Linked DNA regions of Mus musculus: region 2 is linked to region 1. Evidence: chromatin contacts called from ENCODE POLR2A ChIA-PET data. All regions are on one chromosome and are shown on one strand. Each heading gives the region's core, a stretch centred on a gene start or an enhancer-like site at or near the end of the contact. The rest is flanking DNA. Distances are from core to core; before and after follow the strand shown. Region 1 holds the start of Akt1s1 (AKT1 substrate 1 (proline-rich)). Region 2 holds the start of Prr12 (proline rich 12).

What was found. ChIA-PET counts read pairs that join two places held with the same protein, here RNA polymerase II (POLR2A).
Region 2: POLR2A ChIA-PET joins it to region 1 with 20 read pairs in embryonic stem cell. The contact joins the promoter of Prr12 here to the promoter of Akt1s1 in region 1. POLR2A ChIA-PET finds 5 or more read pairs at or near these places in 3 of 5 experiments (Patski and embryonic stem cell).

What each region holds. Positions count from the first base shown.
Region 1 is chr7:44,847,387-44,850,841 of GRCm38, forward strand. It overlaps Akt1s1 (AKT1 substrate 1 (proline-rich)), which reads left to right and starts at 1,838. Exons shown (of 5, transcript NM_026270.4): 1 at 1,838-1,962. Tbc1d17 (TBC1 domain family, member 17) reads right to left here and starts at 1,693. Exons shown (of 17, transcript NM_001042655.1): 1 at 1,463-1,693; 2 at 1,050-1,148; 3 at 884-955. The coding sequence starts at 1,483. Mir707 (microRNA 707) reads left to right here and starts at 2,313; the gene lies at 2,313-2,385.
Region 2 is chr7:45,051,368-45,054,822 of GRCm38, forward strand. Prr12 (proline rich 12) reads right to left here and starts at 1,967. Exons shown (of 14, transcript NM_175022.3): 1 at 1,429-1,967. The coding sequence starts at 1,514. Prrg2 (proline-rich Gla (G-carboxyglutamic acid) polypeptide 2) reads right to left here. Exons shown (of 7, transcript NM_022999.1): 6 at 3,152-3,280; 7 at 2,237-2,830. The coding sequence ends at 2,812.

The DNA of each region.
Region 1 (3,455 bases), core at 588-3,087:
GAAAGAAAAAAGAAAAGAACAGACTCACACCCCTGCTCTCAGCCCTTTCTGTGTTCTTGTCAAGATTCCTCTGTGTCCTTCTGACTTTTCACTGTAACTGAATAAAGAGCTTCAAGTGGTAGCCATTGTCATTGTAACTAGCTGTGAGTCTACAGGGGGCACTGATGATGGACAGACAGGGGATACTGTTGAGCAGGGCCAGACATAGGCTCAATGGGTAAGACAGATGGCCTAAGTTCAGTCCAGAGAACCCACAAGGAGAAATGAATGACCCCTCCGAGTAGAACACACACAAATAAGCAAATAAGTCATCTATGGCCAGAAAGATAGTGTAGTAGTTAGCAAGGCTTACTGTACAGTCCCAGAGACCAGAGTTCAGATCCCAGTCCCCACATACCATCCAAAGCTCCAGCATGTGTCTGCAGTGCTGTCTTCTGCATGCACTCACAGGTAGTGCACACACATGCTCACACATTCACACCCCCTCCACACCCCACACAATCTAAATCTTTGCGCTTAGTGAGAGGGTTCTGGACTTGCTGCCAAAACCGGCAACCTGGGTTCAACCCTGGAGCCCACTCGGTGGAAGGAGAGAACCTGCTACCACAGGTTATCCTCTGACCTCCACACACCCACACCGTGGCATGTGAATGCACACACACAATAAATAAATGTAATAAATAAACGTAAAGCAAACAGAGAGGAAAGAAAGCTGCCTCAGACCAAAACTAGGCCACACCCCTTGAGAAGTCTGAACCCAGCAGGGTCCCCTAAGGAGCCAAAAGGATATGGCATTAGGTCATTTCAGAAAGCAAACAGGCTCACAGGTTCCCGAGTACTCCCTGCCTTCCACTAGAGTGGGGAAGAGGAGCGAGTCGCCTACCTTCTTGAAGAGAATCTGGGTTGGGTCTCCAGCCTCCTCCACCGGAGCCCAGTGCAGAAAGACGTCGCTGTCCTGAGGGACATGGGGAGGACTTAGTAGAGTCACCCGAATGCCCCTCATCCCTCAATTCGAAGTTCCCACACATGTCACCTCCATCCCGGCCCACCTTTTCCACCACTCGTATGACGCCGGCGATGAGCGAGTCTGGATCCTGGTGTTTCCGGGCGCTGGTGTGCAGGTACACGCCTCCCTTTTCAAACACCACCTAGTGAAAGCCAAGGGTCTAAGGGAGGCGTTTTCCCCAGGGGCGGGGTCTAGAGCCCCTGACTGACAAGCGGAGATGGGGCGTGGCGAGTCTACAGTCCCGCCTCGCACCCCAGATGGGCGTGCGTTTTCCAGGGGGCGGGGCTAAGGGAGGCTCTCCCTAAGGACTGCGGAGAGTGACAACAGCATCGTAACTAGAAGCTGGTGCTTGCTAAGTTGACTCGGCCTAATCCCTGCACAGCAGAAGGTGGAAGCGGACCATCAGTGGGGGGCGTCTCCTGTAGATGAGCGAGGGAATGATTTCCAAAGTCTTACCCTGTAGCTGGATCCTTCCATTGCCGCCGCGGAGGTTCCACTGCCCCTATCTCCTCCTTTTCCGGGTCAACTTGGTGTCATATCCGGAAAAATAACGCTCCCTTCCAGGCTAGATAGTGGTAGCGTCCCCGAGGTTGTTAAGGCTGCAGTGGGTGAGACCATCTGTTTGAACAGGGTAGTAGAAACTCGAAGACATAGGTCACGAGGTGTAGAACGCAAAGTTGGCAAGGGTCAGCGGGACGGCGCAGGCGCACTGCGCCACTCTCGCCACGAAGTAAACAAGTAGGAGGACCCATGCTCGCAGCCCAACTCGTGATCGCTCGGGAACGCCTCCTTGGCCCTCTCCATATTTTATACTGGCATCGAAGCCAATACTGTGCCGTTTTTCTCGAGGACAAACCAGAGCGGCTTGGTGGAAGCCATGTTAATGCGGGGCACTACCATCTCTTTGCGGGGCACGACGGCGGGGTGCTGGAAAAGCGAAACGGAGAGAGGAAAAGGTGAGAGAAGCGGTATGGCACCAGAGGCGCTGAGGGGCTCGGGATAAAGGGTGAAGCCGTCAGTGCTCCTGGAAACGAAGCTGCCCCAAATTTCTGAGTCACCGTGGAAAGAGGACTGCACCACCATCTTGAAACTGGGCAAACCGAAGCAAGAAACGCTGCCATATTGAATCTTTGCCAGCTTTGTGTTAAAGGGAACGAGCGAGGGCCTAGAGGAGGGGGTCTAGTGTGGACGGAAGGAAGTGTCCATATGCTTTATAGGCATATGAAGCCATACTAACTGCCACGTCGGGACGGGAGCAGACGTTGAATACGAACGAGGGACGTCATGCCGCTTGCGTGTGAGCATGGGCATGCAGTCATGCCGCTTGCCTACGCTTGTGTGAGCATGGGCATGCGGTCATAGTTGTTGCGGGCAATTCGAAACAGTAGCAAAAGTCTTTTGCCGTATTTTCCATCCGTGGGCACCCTTGCTGTCGCTCTTGCCCACGGCTTGCCGACGGAGCTTCTAGTTGCTATTTTGATTTGAGGCATGCAGGATAAGGGAGGGGGAGTGTACACAATGGAGGAGGGGCAGCCACACGGAAATGACGCAAGAAGCCGCCATGCCTTTTGAGGGCGGCGACGGCGCCTGGCCGGCCATGCTGGCTACGGGCACGTGAGTGGAGGCGGCGTTGTGAGCTGGGGTTTGGGGAGGGTCTGGCCTTCCTGAGGTTGAGGGGCAGTGGGAGGGCGAGCCCCCGTGGGAAGGGTATGGACTGCATAGGTCAGGGGGGCAGTGATCGTCCTGCGACTCCTGGCCGACTGCTGAAAGAGCTCACGCTCAACCCCATGTGTCTGACTCGCGACGAAGTGTAGACGAGCTTCACTGCGGGGGTGCCGACGGGCTGGAACCCTCACGCTGGCGGTGAACCATGTCCATACGGCTGTGTGTGCTGGGGGTCGCGGGTGGGTGAGGGGGCGCCCCGGGCGGGACTTCCGGTCCCGATCCCCACCGGGGGCGGGATTTCCTGTTGTGTTCCTAGAGCAGGGGCCTCTCTGGGCTGCGGGCGTGGTGTAGCCCTGGTCGGCGGCCTCACTTCGGTGGTAGGATCCTTCTTGGACGTCCCGCACCGTGTCCCGTGCTGCGGCCGTTTTCTTTTCTATCTCTCTTCACAACTGTCCTGGGAGGCCTGCACCTTCCCGCTGGACAGCTCCCCCTTCCTGGTTTGCCCCAGAGTCTTGCCTCATAGGAGGCCATAGGCCTAGGAGGTTGGAGTAAGTTGCCCTCATTCCAGCCGCCTTCACAAGTCATTCACTCGGTGACACTGCTGCTGTGGCTGCCCCCGAGATCTCGTGCAAAGAGGCTGAGACTTGCCACTCTTTGCCCTCACGAAAGTGAGGACCGAAGCTGTGTCATCTTGGATCAGTCACTTTCTTGCCCTTAGCCATAATCCTAAACTTCCAGCCTCCTTTATTAGCTAGGAGAGGTGGAAGGTGTGTGTAGGAGTTGC
Region 2 (3,455 bases), core at 717-3,216, 200 kb after region 1:
GCTATCCTCTGGGAAGGGGGCTAGGAGGGGCTTCTCAACTGAATGGAGGTGTTACTCCAAAGAACCCAGAGATAACACTAGGGAATCCAGTCATCCCATGGCGGGGGAGGGGGTTAAAAAATGTCATTCTGGAGCACTTAAGAGTCCCACGTTTGCAAACACGGGCATGCGAGGACACACTGGGGACGGAGAAAGTCAGGGGAAGCAAATAGTCAACGTGAAAGGTGTGGTCCTCCCTTGAAGTCCTCCCATGCCACAACAGAACGAAAGGTCCAACACTGCAAGGACGCACGGACAACCCAAGACCCGCTGAAACGACACGGACCCTGAATTAGGAAAGGAATCCAGCCAGGCCAGGAGCAGGAGGTAGCTTGTGTCCCAAATGGCAAGGGGAGAAGGTGGGGAGGGGACAGGACACAGGGAAAGTCCCAGGTACAAGTCCTGACACGAATTCGTTGCATCCCTAGGGGCTGAGGTTCAAATGCACCGGCCTAAGTGAAGCCAGATGCGTGTACAAACAGGAGTTCAATTCACCCGTGCAAAAGAAAAGGTCCCGAGTGTGAAGTCCCACTCTAAAAATTTATACACGCTGGGGAAAGCTAAGTGTGGAGGGGGAGGAGGGTGAAGGGCAGGTGAAGAGTGAGGACACAGATTAAACTACAAGAGGCAGGTTCACGGGTGAACACGCGGCTAGCCACGCGTGCACAGGGCCCACGCTCACACACACAAACACAAACGGGGAAGAGACACGACTCTGTTCCAGAAAGGGCCCAAATCCGTGGCCTTGCACCAGAGGGCAAACAGCGCGCCATCAACCAGGATTCACAGCTTTGAGCAAGGTGGGGAGCAGAAGGGGGCGTGTCCCTAATCTCAGGACCCCCCCAAACACACAGAATTCTAGTTTAAGAAGGGGGCGGGGCCCCTTGCCCACTCTGCGCGGGGAATTTCTTGGAGGGGGGAGGGACCGAGTGGCCCGGCCTCCTGCAGCCCCGGAACAATAGGACCTGGGAGGGGGTGCAGCCCCCCAGGTCTGCGAGCTGATTCTCTTTTCCTCCCACCTTTGCAGTTGCAGAGCCAGGGGCGCCCGGGGGGAGGGGTCAGCACGCCGGGAATCCAAAGATGGGGGGCAAGTCCAGGCCTTGCTTCGCCAACCCTTCCCATCTTCCCAAGGCCTTCCCGGTTCGAATTTGTTTTTGCGCCTTGCCTGCTTCGTTTCTCTCTTTTGCAAGCAGGAGCTGGCTTTGGCGGAGTTTGCAATTTGCAAACTGGGGCGGCGGCGTTGTTACAAACCCAAAGAAGGCCGCTCCCTTGCAAAAATCGGAGGGGGAGTTGGCGATGCACGCGTTGCCGAGCGGGCCCCAGGCCCAGGCCAGGCAGGAATCCCCCCACCTCTTGGCCCATTTCTCTAGGTCCCCCTCAGCTCCTTACCTAGCTTTCGCTGACCTCTCGTAACTCCATCCCGCCCCGGCGCCGAGCGGGTCCCCGAAGCCGGCGCTGGGGTAGTTCCTGTCCATGAATTGGCCGCGGTGGAAATTGGGGGGAGGGGGAGGGAGGGGGAAAGGAGGGGGAGCGCGCGCGCTCTCCTCCGCCGCCGCTCCCTCCGCTGCTTTTTTTCCTCCCTTTCTCTTTTTTTTTCTTTGCGGCCACCGAAGGCCCGGGAAGGCCCCGGGCGGGGGAGGGAGGGGGCAGGGACGGAGGGGCGGGCAAAGGAGGGGTGCAGCCGCTGAGCCAAGGAGGGGGGGTTCCCCCTGGAGGAGGGAAAGGGGGGAGGAGGGACCCCGCTGTCTCCGCCTTTGCCCCGGCGCTTGCAAGAGAGAAGGGGACGCGCGCTCCGGAGGGGGCGTCCCGGACGGCCCCGGAGTGGGTGCGGGCGCTGGGTGCTCGCTCTTTCGCCTCCGCCGCCGCCACCTCCTCCTCCTCTGCGCTCACGGTGCAGCCATCTTTGCACAAGGCGGCAGGGGGAGGGGGGAGGGGAAGGGGGGCGGGCGGCGGGGTGTCTGGCTGCGCTCCGCTTCCTCCCACAATCCCGTGCAAATGTAAAAAAAAAAAAAAAAGAGAGAGAGAGAGCGCGAGCGAGCACTAGCGGAGCCTGGGAGGCGGGGGGGGGGGGTAAGCGAGTGAGCGCGAGCGCACCAGCGGAGCCTGGGGGTGTAGGGCACAGCGCCTGTACACAGAGATTCAGTTCCACCGCGCGCAAATGCGCCCAGAAAGGGGGCTCAGTTCTTTTGCATTTTTATTTTTTTCTCATTGTTTCAATTTTTTATTTCTTCCATCCCCCCTTCCTTTCCCAAAGGGTTTTTAAGCAGAGGGCAGCTCAGATCAACTCCATTTACCCGGGTGCAACACAAGCGTGACACCCCGCTTACAGCACATTGCAAATGCGCCCCCCACCTTTATACTGGATTACAAACCGCCCATGTGCCCGACTGGGGAAATACACGAAGTCAGGCGTGTGCAAGGGCCTGGTTCCCTGCGCGTACGTGCCCCGCGGCACCAGTGGAGTGACAGCCGAGTCACGTCTGATCCGAGTTTCCTAAAAGGTCTGCCCATTCTGAGGCAGGGCCACTGCTCAGACGAAGTGTGGGGGGGGGTCACTGGAGGGCCGGGGGCACCAACTCGGCAACAGGATGGTCAGGGACGTGCGTGTATGCGTGCCCGGCGGAAACACGTGTGTCATGGTAGACCTCGGGTCCGACGACCCTGACTCCCCCACGGACACACTGAAGCCCAGTCGTCGAAGAAGCTGGCGACTTCCGGAATCCGCTATGAATCAGGGGCACAGTTCAGGGAGCCCGCGCTGCAAGCAGGTCTTCAGTGAGGCCTTCTGAGGCTATCGGGGATGGGGGTTGGGAGTGCAGAGTCAAACATCCCAGCCGCCCCCTCCACCGAGCCTACACCGACCCGCCCTTGGTGCCTCAGCCAATCCTCAATCCTGTAGGCACAAGCCCCACCTTCCTCAAAAGCTGCACTCTTGCAAGGCTGATCCACGCCCCTATAGACAATTGCGTAGGGTCCGCCCTCCCCTGCAAGCTCCGCCCTATGTAGGTTTTCCTAAGCACCAAGCCCTGCCCTTGGGGACACGCCCCTCCCACGCGTTGCCTCTCCCCCCCCCTCCCTCTGGCACCACCCAGGCAGAAGCCCCGCCTCATACCTGGAGTAAGGGGGCGGAGGTGCGTCGTGCACCCCGGAGGCTGCTAAAGCCTGCTCATAGGTGGGAAGGCCTGGGGGCAAGGGTGGAGATTGAGGCGTCTGAGGACTCAAGGGGATGATGAGCCCGGTCCTGGAAACAGAAAAAGTGTGGTTAGTATAAAACCTACATTATAGTTGGAGACAAGGGGGTCAGCGGTTAAAACACTTGCTGAACTTGCTGAGGACCCAGGTTCCAATTCCAGCACCCACATGGCTGCTCACAACCATCTGTAACTCCAGTCCTGGAGGAGCCGACACCCTCTTCT